Linked DNA regions of Mus musculus: region 2 is linked to region 1. The links are chromatin loops, found by intact Hi-C in ENCODE. Cell type or tissue: left cerebral cortex. All regions are shown on one strand. Links, peaks and the distances in the headings refer to the core of each region. The heading gives the core; the rest is flanking DNA. Region 1 overlaps Drosha (drosha, ribonuclease type III). Region 2 overlaps Cdh6 (cadherin 6).

Region 1 (8,341 bases), core at 55-8,054:
AGCCACTTCAGTCACCAGACTCATGTTCCATTTCTCACTGCTACCTCTTTATAAGTGATGTGTTTATCTAAATTTAAAATATGTCTCGTGAAAAAAAAATCCCTTTGTTAAAATAGAGATGGTTGATTCAAGAGCACTCCGACAAAGAACCCCTTAGTGCTGAGGCTCAAGCCACTCAGGTGCATCCATTTGCCTGCTGGAGAGTGGGGAAGGCAAGGGTAGGTACCAATTTGTTTAGCGATCTGGGGATGTAGAGACTACATAGCCCTTTATCAGTTCACGGTCCTGCCATGAGAGTCCACGAGAGCCTAGTCACATTCTACTAACACTTTTCTGACGAGGAGAGCTTTGAAGACTTCCTGCCATGTTGAAACCACTCCTTTCCTGGCCTCTCTCGGCCTCTCTCCTTGGTCAACAGTTTTAGAGAAGGGAGGAAAGAAAGAAGTACTTACACAGGGCCTGGTTCACTGCTTCATACTTTTATCCAAAGAGGGAAAGAAAAGAACAAAACCCTTTAGCCTCTTCTAACATATGACAGCCAGAACTGCAGTTAGGAACGGAAATCTCCCATGCCCTTCTCTCCCATTTAAATTAAGTCAGGAAATTGTTTATTTGTCTAAAAAGTAGGAAATCCAAACACACCTGAAAGGTCCTATCTATCTCCATTCCCACATACCCTCCTCGTCTCCCAGAAAAATATTAATGTGCCAGCTGGAAAACTGGAAAGCTCACATCTACAAGGTAATATGGATTCTAAGGGAGGGAATACACAGCTCCTACATCCCACACAACCCTGGACTCCAGATGGGATCGTCCAAATACCCCATGCTAGAAACTCATATAATGCTGCCTGCCATTCAGGGAGCTGAGCAAATTCAAAACAAAATGAAACAAGTAGATATTAATGATTCTAGGTAAAGGAAATGCCCCCCAAAGTTTAAATCCACTCGGGACTCTCGGTGACAAGACTGTTGGGGACAACCTACTAGGTAACTTAGTGCAGTCGATGTGTAAAAAAACTCACTCTTCACAAACTACAAAACCTAATTTGTAATGAGGAAGAAGCCCACTGAAGGTAGCCCCTGCTAATTCAGCTGTTAGTAGAAGGTGAAACTGGCCAAGACAAACACCGAGAGATATCTTACTGTGGGTCTCCTGCATAACTCAACTGTGCGGGGCGGATCCCAAAGTGAACGATAATCGGGAAAGTGATCACTTCGGGGTTGAACTGTTCACGATCCAGCTGATCAATGCGGACAGAGCTCGGTTTCTAGGGAGAAAAGAACAGCGGGATCATTCATTACCGACGGAAGGCCTGAGACACCCACTTTAACCTAAGAAAGGGATTAATGGCATTTCTTTTCTCTAAGCAAGTCTTGTCTCCAAACAGAAAAATCCTTTAGCATAGAAAACCCTATACTGAGCAAAAACTGTAATGTCATCCCTGCAAACAAGTCTTCGCCACTTGGCATAATGAACAGTGATTTTGTTTCCTTTTATTTTGGCAGACTACACAGATACCTTTAAAAATTAAACTTCTCAAAGAACACCTGGTCAGATACATCTTCCCCTAACCTCTTACAGGGGAATGGGTTCCACCTCACAGAAGGACTCTGCAGGCTCAGTCTGTCAGAGCATCATATTCAAATGACACTGATGCCTCTATATACATTTTCCACTATACCGTACTGTACCTTTATAGTCCCTAATTCTCACTTAGATTAAATGGTATGATGATACAACAAGGAGCTGACTTTCACGCTTCCTTTTTAAGATTTATTTTATGTATATGAGTGTTCCATATGCATGCATGTATGAATACCATATCAATGCCTGGTGCCCTTCAAGGTAAAAGTGGACGGATTCCCTGGAATTGGAGGTAGGCTAGTTGCTCCAATTTAGCCTGCTCAACCAGCTGACAATTACAAAAACGAGGACAGGTTTGTATAAATTCATTCACGTTGTTAAAAAAAAATCATGAAATGTTATAAAATGGATGTCATCTAAAAATAAAAAATCTTACTACTAGCTTGAAAAATCATCTTTGTTCTCAAAAAAAATTAGACAATTTTAATCACAGGTAAGCTAAACATTAAATTACATGAATGCCCACTAGCAGCAGAAACATGTCATTTCGGTCTAAAAGTGATTTGTTCAGGCATATGCTGTTTTTTTAAAAAAAACTGTGTAAGGAATGATGATGAGTTATTTCTGTACCATTTGACTTATATCACTACAATCTACAGAAGCACTGAGGACCCAAGATCACTTGAGCCTCGCCATTCAAGACCAACTAGAGCACAGAAGCAAGATACCATCAAAGGTCTCCCTGCAGCCATGTGTGATAACACAGCATCTAATCCCAGCCTGGGAAGTGGGACAAGGTGGGTGAATCCAGAGTTTAAGGCCAGCCTGGGCTCATAGAACCTTGACTCAAAATACCAAAGTTAATTTTTAAAAATGAAAAAAATCATCTCTAAATTATGAGGACGATGGGGTAGGGACTGAAGTAAATTCTAGACTTCGGCCATAGCCTACAAATCTATCACTGCATCTCTCTCTAAGAATTTAAAGCCTTTTCACTAATGACCAAAGTGCTCTCAGGCAGAGGCAAAACTGTCAGGGAGGAACATTAATTATTTTAAGTCTGCAGCAAGAAAGTATTTAATGTGACCATAATGGCGGGGAAAACTCAATAAATTTCCCAATGTCCTTGCCACTAGGCAATCTTTCAAATGGGTCCTGTACAGAACGGAATGCGGAGTCACGCCTACTCTGCCCTGGAACATGTACACGTCTGTAACAATAAACTATCTTTGCATAAATAGTAAAAGATAACTGACTTCATCATCACGGCCCTAAGCCAAACACCCATGCTTGCTTTCCTAGTCTATTTCTCATCAGTTTCCAACAGATGCCTTCGAAACGCACCAGTCAAGTTTCTTTCACTATCTACAAGCCATTCACCATCTCAAAGATATACATCAGACATGTCGATCGTCGGTACAGTTTCTCCATTTCTGTGAGTTTTCACTTTAGCATTTACGGCACACTGATCTCTGCTAAAACTGGAGGTTTCAGTGTGTGGGCTGCTAACTAACTAACGTCCATCACGGGCTCCTTGCATCATGGACAAGGTCTGCTGGCTGTGACTCCGCACCGCCTCATCAATATACCGGCTGCATTCTGACTGGGTGACAGGTAAGTGACCACACGGATGCATGGAACAAACCAGGAAGAATCAGAAGCCCCTGGGACTTTTTCAACACTGTAACTTCCTGGGCCCACTGTCTGCAATGTCTGGGCTGAATCACCAGGAGAATTCTTAACTGCTTTCAAACAGCTTCTGACTGTAGGATTTCAGGAAAGCTGAACCATGCCATGGAAGCAAGCCCCGGATGACACACTCCCAAAGAGACCACTCCAGAGCATGACAAATGCCATCTCCATCAGCCGCTCTCTGACTTAGCTCTAAAGTGGCCAGAAGAAATGAAAATTTTGTGCTTAACAGCATAGCACCAAAACTTTTTTTTAACCTTTCTAGTTTTAAACTGTTTTGGATATGTACCGATCAAAAAATATTATCTATATGACAAATGACTAAAATAAATAAATAAATAAGTACCATAGAATAAAATCAAAAAATGGGTAATAACAATTTTCTTAACAAAAAATAATTATTGGCAAAACAATTTAAAATATAAATTTTCACTAGAAACTAAAATAAATATAAAACTAATTTCTTCCACTACCAAAGTGGCAAAGGTTTTTTGTTTTAAAGCTAGTACGAAAGAATGAGTATTCTCATATGACCCACAATCCTCCTGCGGAGGAATCTGCAATGCACACCGAAAGTCTTAACGGTATATCCATCTTCAGGCAGGTGAGCAAAATACGCCCAAAGTGTAGTGTTTTCTTATTCACTAAGTATTTAAAGAACACTTACCCAAAGGACAAGAAGCTAGAATAGTCAAAACGTGCCATGTGCGTTACTGTTTGTGTGGACCATGCAAACAAGGAAAGGAGGCTCATCCCAGGCCAGGCTGGGCAAGCCCCAGAACTCACCGTCCCAGGGTTGGTAACGATCATGCCTTTGCACTCCTCTGCGTATTTCTGCCACTCGAGCTCCTCCCACTGGAGCATGTTGGCAATCTCCTCCTCGGGCACCAGAGCCTTGCTGCAGCGCAGCAGGTAGAGAAGGATCTGGTGCATGGATAACACTTCTTTGCCTCCATCTTGGGTGAGAATTTGGAGAAGAACAAAGTCACTCAGTTAACAGCAAAGCATCAACTCACTTCGGGAAAACAAGACAACGGCTGTAGAAGAGCACACATAAAGAATCATTTAAAATTTGCACTGCTCAGCCAGGTGCCGAACACTATGAACACCATTTGTCTGACTGACAAACGGTGCTCATTTACTAAAATGGGAACAACAGCATTATAAATGATAAAGGCTTTATTTGAGAGGTATGAATACAAAAAAGGGTGTTTGCCTAAATAAATTTAAAGTAACCCATCGTAAGAAACCACAGTTTATAATAAACAGAATCATGTTATGTCTAAATATTTTACCATTTTTTCTAAAGTAACAGATGAAAGCTTTTCAGAAGTGATGTTCCTGTCTTCGGGAAAGTCTAAGCTTTATGGGATATTTATAGATGTTTTCAATAAGACATTGTTGCCTTATGATCTAATTTGGAGGTGCTAATGTGCTGCACCTGCTCCGACGATCGGGGCTGACGAGCCCGCACTGGTATTACAGGAGATCGCTACAGAGCTGGAGCCGGGATAAAGTACCAACTGTCTGAGGTTCACCACGACGGTGGACTAAAAACCACAAAAGGCGCAATTAAAAGCCGGCTCAGAAAAGGACAACCTGTACTTTATAACCAAACACATGAGACTCATGTGTGCCAAGATGGAGGCAGCAGGTCTCTGCCTGATCTCTGGATTCAGCTTCACGACCAACACGGCAACAGATCTTGTACCACTTTCCTCTGACTACCCAGAAAGACAGGCATGATGGCACACGCCTGTCACCTCAGGACTCAGGAGGCTAAGGCAAGGTGACTGTGAATTAAGACCAGCTTGTGCTACAAAGCAACACTTGGTGGGAAAAAAATTATTTTAAGATAGTCTAGTCAGAGAAAGCATCTTTGAGGAGATAAACAAAATAAAAAAGGAGAAGATACATTCAGAGGTAGTAGAGGTCTTCTCTAGCATGTGCAGTGCTCTGGCTTTACCCCCAGCAGTGAAAGAAATAGTAAGAGTCCACTCTGCGGCTACCTGGGTATCTAAACTTCCTTTCCTGTTGATGTGGTAAAATATTCTGACACCAGCAACTTAGGGGAGAGAGGGTTTATTTTAGCTCACAGTTCTACAGGTTACATTTCATCTTGGGAAAGTCAGAGCTGCAGGGACTTAAACCGGTGAGACATACGAGCGCCACAGTTGAGAGCAGAGGGGGAAGGAACTGCACGCACGCCCGCAATCGGCCAATCGGCTGCTCTTTTCCAGTCCAGGGCAAAGGAAAGGTGTCACCAACTCCCCCATGAATTAACATAATCAACAGATGCCCCCTAGCCAACCTCTTGTACACCGCCTCTCCTTGGAACTCTTTACCCAGATGATACTAGACCAGGTAAAGTTGACAGTGGAAACCACCCACCACAACAGAAAAGAGCGTCTCAGTAGAGTGAGATGGGTGTGCTTCCAGGGACTACAAGGCCAAACTAAACAGGAGAGGATCAGAGAGGCAGCAGGGAGGTGGCAGAGCCTGCAGAGCCTTACAGCACTCACTACGAGCTCAGTATTTTATTTTTAACCACTAGGTGCCAGACCCTGTGCGTGGTGCCGTTTCAGTCATGCCCACTCCACAAGCCTTGGGATTCTGTTTTGGGCTGGATATGAGCACAAGAGCATGGTCCCTCAGAAGATAAGGCCTCCTTCCTGCTGCTTCTCCTCCTCTGCATCTCACCTGCAGGGATGCTTGCTGCCTTTGAACATGTAAGAAGTGATGAGAAAGCCAAGATTGGTGCTATATCCCTGTACTCTAGTTCTTCAGGTGAAGAGGCAGGAGGACCACTGCAAGTTTGAGGCTACTCTTAGCTACTCTACTAAGCTCTACCCTGATCTATAGGGAAAGACCCTGACTCAAAAGAGAAAATGAGAGAGACAGAGAAACAGAGAGAGACACACACAGACAGTGGAAGGAGTGGGATGCTGTCTGACTTGGGATCTGGAAAAGTCTTCATATGTTTATGAGGAGAGGAGAACAGAACGGGGATGGGAGAAAATATAAACAGAGGCAGCTCTAAACAGCAACAGAATCTTGCATGCAGTGAGGCCTGGCTGACTCCGAGGAACTTCAAATACAGAGAAATGGATGAGAAGTATCTAATTTAAAGGAAAAAGCCAAAAAGAGCTACTGGCAGAGGGAAAGACTTAAGTCTACACACCATCTGTCTCTCAAAAACCTCAAGTTCCAGGCTAAATGAGTGGGTATAGGTATTGCCCAATTTAGGAGGAGGAATATCTGCAAGATAAAAAACAAGGCCAGTAAATGCTTATCAAGAAGCCCACTATGCAGTCTCCAGTTCAGGTTGAAAGAAACCTGGCTGATGAGAAGGTAGTGAGTTTTATAGCGGCATAGAAACTGGACATAATTAAACATGTAAACACAAAATATACATCAGGGGCAAAGCTGCGGCTGCTGCTAACAGAGACAATAAATCCATGCTAGGAGTCTGCTGACGGCAGCTACCAGTGGAAAGGATAAAATTCAGGACAGACAAACTGATATGAAGGATGTCCAGGAAGGGGGCTGAGGCTCTGCTCCACATCTGGTACCCAGATGAGATCGTCATGGAAGTACTAGAAGAGGCAGACAGAACCAGAGTCCTGTACCGGCCTATGGGGCACAAGCTATATCCCTCACACCCGCCTAGCAAAGAGACAGCATAATAAATAGCCATGGAATGACTTTCTGAAGCGGATTAATCATATGGCCACTTGCCCTCATACTGCCACAGACTTACCAGTGTTAATGAATTGGCTCTTTGCGTTTGTCTGTTTTGCTACATGTTTATGTTGGCGATTTATGGAATTATGTCACTGAAGGCAACAAAGTAATTTTTATCTCGTTGGCTAGAATAAATAGGGCACGATACAAACGAGAAATTAGAGCGGGTAAGCTAAGGTTAGCAGGAATTCTGCCAGATCTGGGCTTGGAACCGTGACAACGGCTCATTATTCGGGAAGAAGTAGAGTTTGTGTTTCAGGGAATGAATCTGGACAGTCATTAATGAACTGACAGACTTTATAAACTGTCTCTTAGAGACCCGGCTCCCTCGCTTTATACTGCTTGGTTATTTATATGGTTATATGGGAGAGAGGGACAATTTGTTAGGAAATCTGTGTTAAATGTATGGCTGCCCGAGCAAGTATTCGTCAATTATCTAAAAAAACACTCAATTCCCCTTTCTTTACACTAGCATTAACTATATACTACATCTTCCACATAATCCCACCAAGATGACTTGGAATAATTTTATTTCCTAAAGTTGGTATTCACAACAAGTATTTCTTAATTTCAAACTACACAATTATAATTAGGAGCTGAAGATGGCTCATCAGTTGGTAGCACTTGCAGAGGCAGACATCATCCCACTCCTTCCACTGTCTTGGACCATAGTGCATCCTTGTAACCCTACAGTTCTTCTAGATAAACTCAGCACATCTTCAAGTTCATAAGCCAAATAGTAGTGAACTCTTCCTTGGTTCCTGGTGAATCTCATCAGAGTGGTGGTTACTGCTCAAGAGTTCGAGGTCTCCTTCATTCCTGCTTGTTCTGTATGGAGGCACATGCAGTATAGCCGAATACTTGCTTTACAGGACCTGGATCAGGGTCCCAGCACTCATATGTCCATAAATAACCCCAGGTCAAAAAGATCTAATGTCCTCATCTGGCCAAGTCCTGTATCAATTGAAGTCCCCCACTCCCAATACACTTGATTCATAGAAATGCTGAAAAGCCCTGTCTCCTCAACTCTGACAGCCATACAGGACAACTCCTGCTCCAGATAAGGCAATTTCCAAAACTCATTTGCTAGACCGACCATCTCAGGACTTCCCAGCTCACTCTGAGGAGGATACAGGCTCTCCTCCTCTCCAGTTACCTCCTGTCCCGATCAGTTACGGTTAGAAGAAAAGCTTACCCTGGGTCTATCTAGCTCCTCCCAGTTCTTTTGAAACCAGAGGGGAGAACAGGAGGAGAGAGGAACAAATGAAAGGAGATTCCTATAATCTAATACAGCAACCGCTCACCCGCTTGACTTCTG
Region 2 (8,341 bases), core at 102-8,101, 160 kb before region 1:
CATATATTCAATTCACTCCCTACCCTTCTTCTGCCCCCTCATTAGACCCTTCCTACTTTTGCAACCTACACTCCTACACATAGTTAAACACAGACACAGAGAGAGAGAGAGAGAGAGAGAGAGAGAGAGAGAGAGAGAGAGAGAGAGAGAAATACATATGCATGAATATGTGCATCCATATGATGTTAATCTAGATTTTTCATGTAGAAGAAAATACAGGATTTGTCCTGAACTTGACTTATTTCAAGTAATGTAATGATCTCGTTCAGTCAATTTTTCCTGAAAATGTCATGATTTCATTTTTTTTGTGGCTGCATAAAATCCCATTGTGTATATGTATCATGTTTTCTTTATCCATCTATTTAGACATCTGGGCTGGCTCCATTTCCTGGAAATTGTGTGTAGAGCAGCCATAATCCTAGATGTGCAAGCATCTCTGTGGCACGTTGACTTACAGACCTACAGGCATCAGTCCATCTTCTCTTCTCTACACTCTTGCTACTCAATAACTCATTTTTCTCCCCCTTTCACTTTTTTTTCCTGCAATAAACTCACTGTCTCTTCATTATTCTTAATTGGCTTCAGTACCTCCCACACCTTGTCTAGTGTTTTGGGAATTCTGTACATATTTTTTTTTGAAAAGAAGAAAATGAGTTTTAGCTTAACTAGGCTCACTCCATAGACTTAGATGGCGCACAAGGTGCTTTACAATTTTGTTTTCTGCTCCTCGGAACTACCTGGGGTGTACGTATGCATCTGCATCTTCAATATGAAAGCTGAGGCGTCAAGCTATGAAGTTAGTCATTTGGTCAAGGCACGCATAGAACAGGTGGTAGTACTCAGTGCAATACCCAGGCCTTTCATTCCAGGCAGGTATGGCCCACCCATCCCAATCCTTAGGTTCTCTGTGAGCGTCTGGACTACAATGCAGTTTCCAGCCTCAAAAAAAAAAAAAAAAAATCAGACTTAAACTGAGATCATTGGAGAGATTAGAAGCAAAGCCAAGAGGTTGCCAGAGAAGGAAGGTTACCACACTGGCTCATGAGGAAATCTGATACAAAGGCAGGCCTGGCCTAGGGATGGAGCTCTGGGATAGGGCACTTGCCCACCACAAAAAAGTCCCTGGGTGATTCCCATAGCATCTAGTATTTTACTAAAAGAAAACAGTAAAATGATTCAAGCAGAAGTTAGATAGTGTGTAGGGAGGAGCCTGGGGGGGGGGGGGGGGGCTTGGAGTGGATTTGAACTAACACATTATATACATGTAGAAATATTAAATGAAATATTTCAAGCATCCCAACAACAATTACATCTAATCTATATAGCAATTTAGAGTTTTGCCAAATTTTTCACCTCTAACTCATTCCTCTTGACAGCCCCAGACATTGTATTATTGCTTCCCTTTTACAGAGAAGAGAATGTGCTTTGAGAGGTCATATCACTTCTACAATGGGATTGGAGCATGAAACTGATCACATCTTTTTCCCTCCCTTCCCCCACTCTTGAAATCCTTCTGCCATCCTCTTGCCCCAAGAGACCAGAGAAACAAGAGTCCAATCCCCAATAAAGGCACCACACAGATGAATCCTAAATGCCTCTGCCCCAGCCCGGTCCCCATTTATAAAAGTCAGTTTTCATGAATCTCCCATTATCAGGTGTACGATAAGATAACAGGAGATGTAGGTAGTCTTCATTATAGACTTAAACTGTGCCTAATCATTGGACACCTGTGGCTTTTGACTATCCCCTCTCTCACTTTTCACTGTGGCTATAATTTCAGATGAACATAGAATTGAAATTTTAAAAATCTGAGTACTTTAATCTGGAATATGATGGAGTGATAAACGCTTGCTCTCTCGCCTTTAAGGACAGAAAGAATTCGTGTACGTTACAGTTGAACTGCTTAGGGGCAGATGGCTGAAGTCTATCCTCTAATCCCTAATGTTATCCTAACCTATATACATCCCTGGCTTTTGCAAATCCATACCACATCACACTGGAAAGCAGCATAAAAGGAGGATTAGACCTAAGCCCTGAAGGTCTTCAACTCCTACCAAGGTGGAGTTGAAAGCTTACTAAAGCCACCAGGGTTCCTTCCCATACCCTTTCCTTGGCCCCTTCTGGCCCAGCCACGGAGACTCTTGCTTGTTCCCCAGACACTACAAGGGCAGACCTACCTATGGTCTGTAGCTGTTTCCCCTTTGCTAGCAAGCACCTTGGATAGCTCCTCCTGTTGTTCCTGGGATGGTACGAACCTCCCCAGCCCATGGAACTAACAGAGAAGCCCTCCCCATCCTCTTTGCCCTCTTCTGCCTTTTCTTGTTCAAATCACACTGAACAGCCTCTAATAATTTCTGACTTGGTATACATGTTTATTTTCTGTCTCCATTCAACCGTCCCCAAACATCTGCCCATGCTCTGAAGCATGGCTTTCCATCCACATGTTTTACTGGTAGGACCTAGAACTGCACCTGGCACAAAGCAGACACTAATTATTTATGGAGAGAATGAATGGATCCCCTGGGTGGGTGAGACAGTGGAGGTGCCGGAACACTCTCTGACAAGAACAGGGAGTATGAAGGGCTACACGGCCACATACTTGAGAATGGGGAAACTGTCTTTCCTTAGGAAAGAGACAGTCATCCCAATAAGCTCCCAGCATAGCAAGTAAGAGTGCAGCCTTTTTAGTCTGCTGGACCTGGATTTGAATGCCTGCTGCATGTGACATCTCAAGATCTCAACTTCCTTGTCGGGAAACTGGGGTCTTACCTATGGTGAACAGTCATAGGTCTATTACAATGACTAACTGCAGCTGGACATGAAATGCCCTTGGTACCCTTGGTGATTGGTATGGAGAAATATCTCTCTAGGCAGCCAACTAGTAATATTATTAGAGCCTGAAAGGATAACATATAGACAAGTGAGTGTGTAAATCTGTTCACTGGGATCAAGATGTGCTTGCTTCCTAAACATTGCTGCAAGAACTCAGTTTTCGTGGCATACAGAAACTGGACCGTGTAGTGGGTGAAATGTTAAAGAGACACTGACAGTGTGTCCTGGACAACCATTGACTGGAGATGCATTTTCTGTGTTGGATGGCCACTTTCTCTTTAAGCTGTTGCTGCTTTTATTTTCCACCCCTAGGTCCATTTGTAGGTAGATGTGTCTCTCTCTACAGGTAGCCAGCTGTGTTCTACCAACCAGCTGTGAACAGAGATCAGAAGCCATTTAAACATAATTCTTGCTTTGCCTCTAATCTGAGCTAAAAGAAGAAAAAATAATATGTCTGTAAAACAGACATTCCAGCCAAGGAACTTGTGGGACATATAAGTCTTTCAAAGTGAAATCTCATGTAATATGGTTATTTAACTCAAACACAAATCATGTGGAAAGTTTATTATTATCTGCCCTATTTAATTAGCTGAGCTTGAGGCCCAGACTAGCTTTTGGAATCTGGGTCTCTTTGGGTTTTATCTGTACGAATTTTTTTTTTTTTTTTAATGTGGGAAGGTTTGCAAACGTTCACATCTCTGCTTGGGATTTTAAACTAATTTTACACTTTTCTCGGGGGCTGGGGGTGCAGGAAGGCATAGCGCAATAGTTATTTTAGATGTGGGGTTATGTGAAGCCGTCAACACATCCCAAAGGTGCCAGCCTTTTCTTTATCCAGTTTTGGAGCATTTTAGGCTCTGGGCACAATTTGCACTTTTATCACCGTACTTTCTCTGTGGCTCCAATTTTTTTTATTATTATTATTTATTTTCTCCTACCTTGAAAGTAGTTTACATTTTCAAAGGGGAAAAAAGAAGGAAGTCCTGACAAAAATGATAGCGTTTTATCACCCCCCCCCCCGGGGTTAAAGTATAGCCTTCTTTAAAATGCTACACCCCAAAGCCCCCAGTCTGATTGTGGATGGAGATAAAGGTATCCTTAACTCTGGGACAAGTTAAGCCTGCATTTTCAAGCGAACTTTTAAAGCTGCGGGTTGGAGCAGTGTGTCTTCCTGGCGTTAATTGGGTAGCAAATTAACTTCCCTTGCCTTCTGTTTTGCTTTCTGCTTCCAGTGACAGTGGTGCTGTTCGCAGCTCTGAGGCGGCAGCGAAAGAAAGAGCCTTTGATCATTTCCAAAGAGGACATCAGAGATAACATTGTCAGTTACAACGACGAAGGTGGCGGAGAGGAAGACACCCAGGCCTTTGATATCGGAACCCTGAGGAACCCTGAAGCCATGGAGGACAGCAAATCGCGCAGGGACATTGTGCCTGAAGCTCTTTTTCTACCCCGGCGGACTCCAACAGCTCGTGACAACACGGATGTCAGAGATTTCATTAACCAAAGGTTAAAGGAAAATGACACGGACCCAACAGCCCCTCCTTACGACTCCTTGGCCACCTATGCCTACGAAGGCACCGGCTCTGTGGCCGACTCCCTGAGCTCGCTGGAATCCGTGACCACGGATGGAGATCAAGATTATGACTATTTGAGTGACTGGGGCCCTCGGTTCAAAAAGCTGGCAGATATGTATGGAGGGATGGACAGTGACAAAGACTCCTAATCTGTTGCCTTTTTCATTTTCCAATATGACACTGGACTGTGTGACGTGGCTAGTCCTTTCTATTTATCCACTATTCCGTGAGGGGTTCTCCCGTTGTACCTGGTCCAAAAGTCAATGGCTGCAGTCCGTGTGGATCCAATGGTAGAGACTTTTTTCTAGTACACTTTTATGAGCTTCCAAGAGGCAAATTTTTATTTTTTAGTTCATGCAGTTAACCAAGTTAGCCCAGCAGACACGCGGAGGGAGGAGAGGTAGGAACGGCCCTTGTCCCCTTAGAGCCGGTCGGCCACATCCCTTACTGCTGGCCTAGACTCTACTACTTCCTTCATGGCCTCCAGTCAGCTGAATGTTCCTACTGTACATTTCACATGCTAATGGAAGAAGGGATCATTTTAATGATAGAAATATAGTTTTAGCATTTAAAAAGGGGGGTAACAATTGGGAAATTGTTCCTGGTCTATCAGCTCTCAAGGAGATAATTAACTTTGGAGCGGTTTGTAAGGATGTGTGTGTGTGTGTGTGTGTGTGTGTGTGTGTGTGTGTGTGTGTGTGTGTCAAGGAATTAAAGTGGTATCTGGGGCATCCTGTCTGTGCTGGGAAAGGTGTTCCTAGCACCAACAACCACCCATAACGTCAAATCCTTCCGTGTTTTAAGATGATTTAGGAGCAAATCAAATGGTATCGTTCAAAGACAGTGATGAAAGACGAAGGTGTGTTCCCTGACACGATTTGGTTGCATGTGATAAACATAGAAGGTTCACCATCACACCAAACCAAGGGAAGAAGAGAAATAGCTTTACAAAAAAAAAAAAAAAAAAAAAAAAAAAAAAGTTAACAAAGGGAATCAGGGAAATTTAGGGAATTTCAAGGTTTTGTGCCATCAAGTATCTCGGTTCCCTTCATTCTTTCAACTATCAGGAATCTAATGAGAAGTAGGTCTAATACTATAAATGTCCTAGAGAGAATTTCCTGAGGCAAATGTTAACTCTTTGTAGTTGTGGTTGCTATTATCCTCCTGTACCTGAGTATAGAAGTGTGAAGTACAATAATTCATATTCTTCAAATACTTCTTTTATATAATTAACCTGACTTAGTGCGGCTTAGTAGATTGAATACCCCACCCTAGAGCTCAAGGGGAAGGTGAGAGCCAGTCACATTTGAACCTAACCCCTGCCCTTTGACCTCGGAGCCATCCCTACACTGCAGCAAGGGAAAGAAATGACTAGCACTGAGATGTTGGTGGAAGCCAGCATTCCCTGCTCCTACAAGGCTCACAGAAGAAGAGCATGGATCCCCTTCAGCAAGAATGCTTAAGACTCGTGTCACAGGGACAGTCGATTTCCAAACACAGCCATGCTTTCCCAACTGGCTTCGGTAGCAACACTACCATCCTTGTCTTTGAAATGATGATAAAGTAATAGTCTCAACTATGAGAGAAAAGTAATATAAAATCCATACAATCTATTATTGCTCTAATTATGCAGTTAGGCTCTCTTAGTCAGTTATTATCCAGGGGACCCAACTGAACCCAGTTAATCCTTCTGGCAGGTTCAAATCATTTATTTCATATGACCGTTCTAATGACTCTCCCCATTAGATTCTCATAGTGTGCAGTCATCAGAAATTTCCAAAGTACTGTAATGAAAACATCCTCATTTGAAAACTTTAAAAAAAAAAGGCTCTGTACATACATATATAATATATACTTAAGAATGTGCTGATTTCTCTTAATAGTCATAGGAATTTATTTTCAATTAATGTTCATTTTATAGAGATAATCTTAGTATCATCTCCATTTCAGGGTGAGGTTTTATCAACACATTTTCTGTGTAGAAACACACTATTGTTTAGTTGACTTTTAAATAGGTGTGTTACCCAGGTGTAAAGGTGGCACCTGTGGAACGGGAGAACTGCGGAATTTGGAATACAGTTTAAAAAAAAAAATATATATATATATATATATATATTTACAACCACATTGCCCTTTGTATTTCCTGAATGGTTTCCTGTTTGTGATGGGATATCCCGAATAGTGATGAGTATTTCATGCTTAGGCTATTTCCAGCTTTTAGGTTTTATTTTTCTAATTCTTCATACACACACACATACACACACACAGGAACACAAACAAATGCTACAAGGTGGCTTCACTGAATGTATTCCATTCGCAGGTAAGTAATGAAAAAAGATAGCCAAGGAAGATTAATAAGAGTTACTAAGAATCACAAGAACTGCACTTTACACAGTTTATTGTAAAATTAGAATGCTCTATCTTATATCTTACATTATGTGACAAATTGAACCAAGAAACATAGTTCTTAAAAAGAAAGGTATTATCTAAAGTTGCCCTTTTGAGCTTCTGGTGTGAAGTTTGGTGTTAAATTTCCAAGGGCTGACAAGAGCAATTTCCAACCTTTTGGGATAAAGTTGACCTCTCCTCTGAGTGCAAGTGTTCCTTGAAAGGAAGTTGAGTTGTCTGCCAGGTAATTGGTCAAAGTTTTTTTTTAATCTCACCCTGAAAAATCACACATCATACCAAGAATAGATGACTATGACTCAATATTGAAATAACTATTTATTGTCTTATCGCAAAGATTGTTGGGGAAGCAAATCTGCAAAGAAACTGAACTATTTGAGTCCTGTAGGTGTCAAGTTCAGAGAAACTCTTGCCTCTAAGAATCATCACACAGCAAATGGGAACTCCAACTTCATCTCTCTCTGAATTTCTGCTTCCCACCAAAATACCAGGTTAAGAACATCCCCACGGACAGATTTCTTTGAGGGATGAGTCCTGAGCCAACTTGAAATGCCGTTCTGGGGGGGAGGGGGAGAACACAGTTTTCAGCCCACTTTTCATATTATCTGTATCTTGATCTACAGACACAGGCAATGAGAATGACAAGAGAGCAGGAGGGGTCCAACTTTAGCATTTGCTTTGTTGAACATAAGCAGACTGGGTAGTAATACAAGGTTGTTTCAAGAGCACTGATGCCTGTCTAACTTTAAACCTCTTTTCATCAGAAAGAGGGTCTTTAAACTTCTTATGATGCTTCCTAGAATAAGCTGAGATTTTAAAGAACATTGAGCCATTGTGCATTAGGTTAAAATTCCCTCACTATCTGCTTTCTTCAGAAAAATCTGAAAACATTTGTCCTCAAATAAGTAAATAAATCAATTTGGAAAGATGTGCAGACCATTTCATGAGACCCTAGGAGTGGAAATCTGGGCAATGTAAATACGACTTCCCTACTTTCACATTCTGGAGGTTCAGCTAGAGAGTCACTCTATTTTCAGATGGAACAAAGCTGGTGATTTCATTTTAATTCAGGATAAAAATATGTGGCTTAGTTCTCATTTCCACTCCTCAAAGTGTTATTATACAAGAAACTGACTCTGGATCTCAGAAGAGCCAAGTTTTGAGAAGCCAAAATAACTTGTTAATGTTTCCATTATGTAATCTGTGTGTCTCATGAACAATATTCTATGTAGAATGCTTTATCGTGGAAGCAGGTATTTCCTAGAGGAAAAGGATTTATAAAATATCAACAAGGCATTCTGAGATTCTGCAGCCTTGAGCACCATAGAAACATAACAGCAAAAAAGAAAAAAACAGTTGATTCCTAGGTGCAAGCTAAATATTTGAATGAGGTGCTTATTCTAATCAAATAAATGCCTTTTCTTTTACAGCCACCAAATAAATTCTCTTAGCCCCCAAATACTATGTTTGAAGTAGCATAACAACTTTGGAAAACCACTCTAAGAAGTAAAAATATCTGCTATTTTAAA

What was found. A loop is a pair of places that touch in the nucleus more often than their neighbours do. Peaks named below come from ENCODE experiments on the same cell type or tissue, not always from the same donor. Only the 100,000 strongest peaks of a DNase experiment are listed, where the experiment ranks them.
Region 2: a loop joins it to region 1, with 2.7 times the contacts of the local background. A loop is called at or near these places in 2 of 42 quality-filtered maps.

Annotation. Positions count from the first base shown.
Region 1 is chr15:12,874,552-12,882,892 of GRCm38, reverse strand. Drosha (drosha, ribonuclease type III) reads right to left here. Exons shown (of 35, transcript NM_026799.3): 16 at 4,066-4,235; 17 at 1,146-1,270. Among named protein-coding and RNA genes, the nearest start is that of Drosha, 54 kb to the right of the region's middle. In left cerebral cortex, for the core only: CTCF peaks have their summits at 4,145 and 5,831; DNase peaks (open chromatin) are centred at 4,117, 5,891, 6,468 and 7,224; H3K27ac peaks cover 880 bases.
Region 2 is chr15:13,030,414-13,038,754 of GRCm38, reverse strand. Cdh6 (cadherin 6) reads left to right here. Exons shown (of 12, transcript NM_007666.4): 12 at 4,065-8,341. The coding sequence ends at 4,555. Among named protein-coding and RNA genes, the nearest start is that of Gm35018, 58 kb to the left of the region's middle. In left cerebral cortex, for the core only: no CTCF peak of the experiment used is centred there; DNase peaks (open chromatin) are centred at 4,131, 7,424 and 7,906; H3K27ac peaks cover 1,014 bases.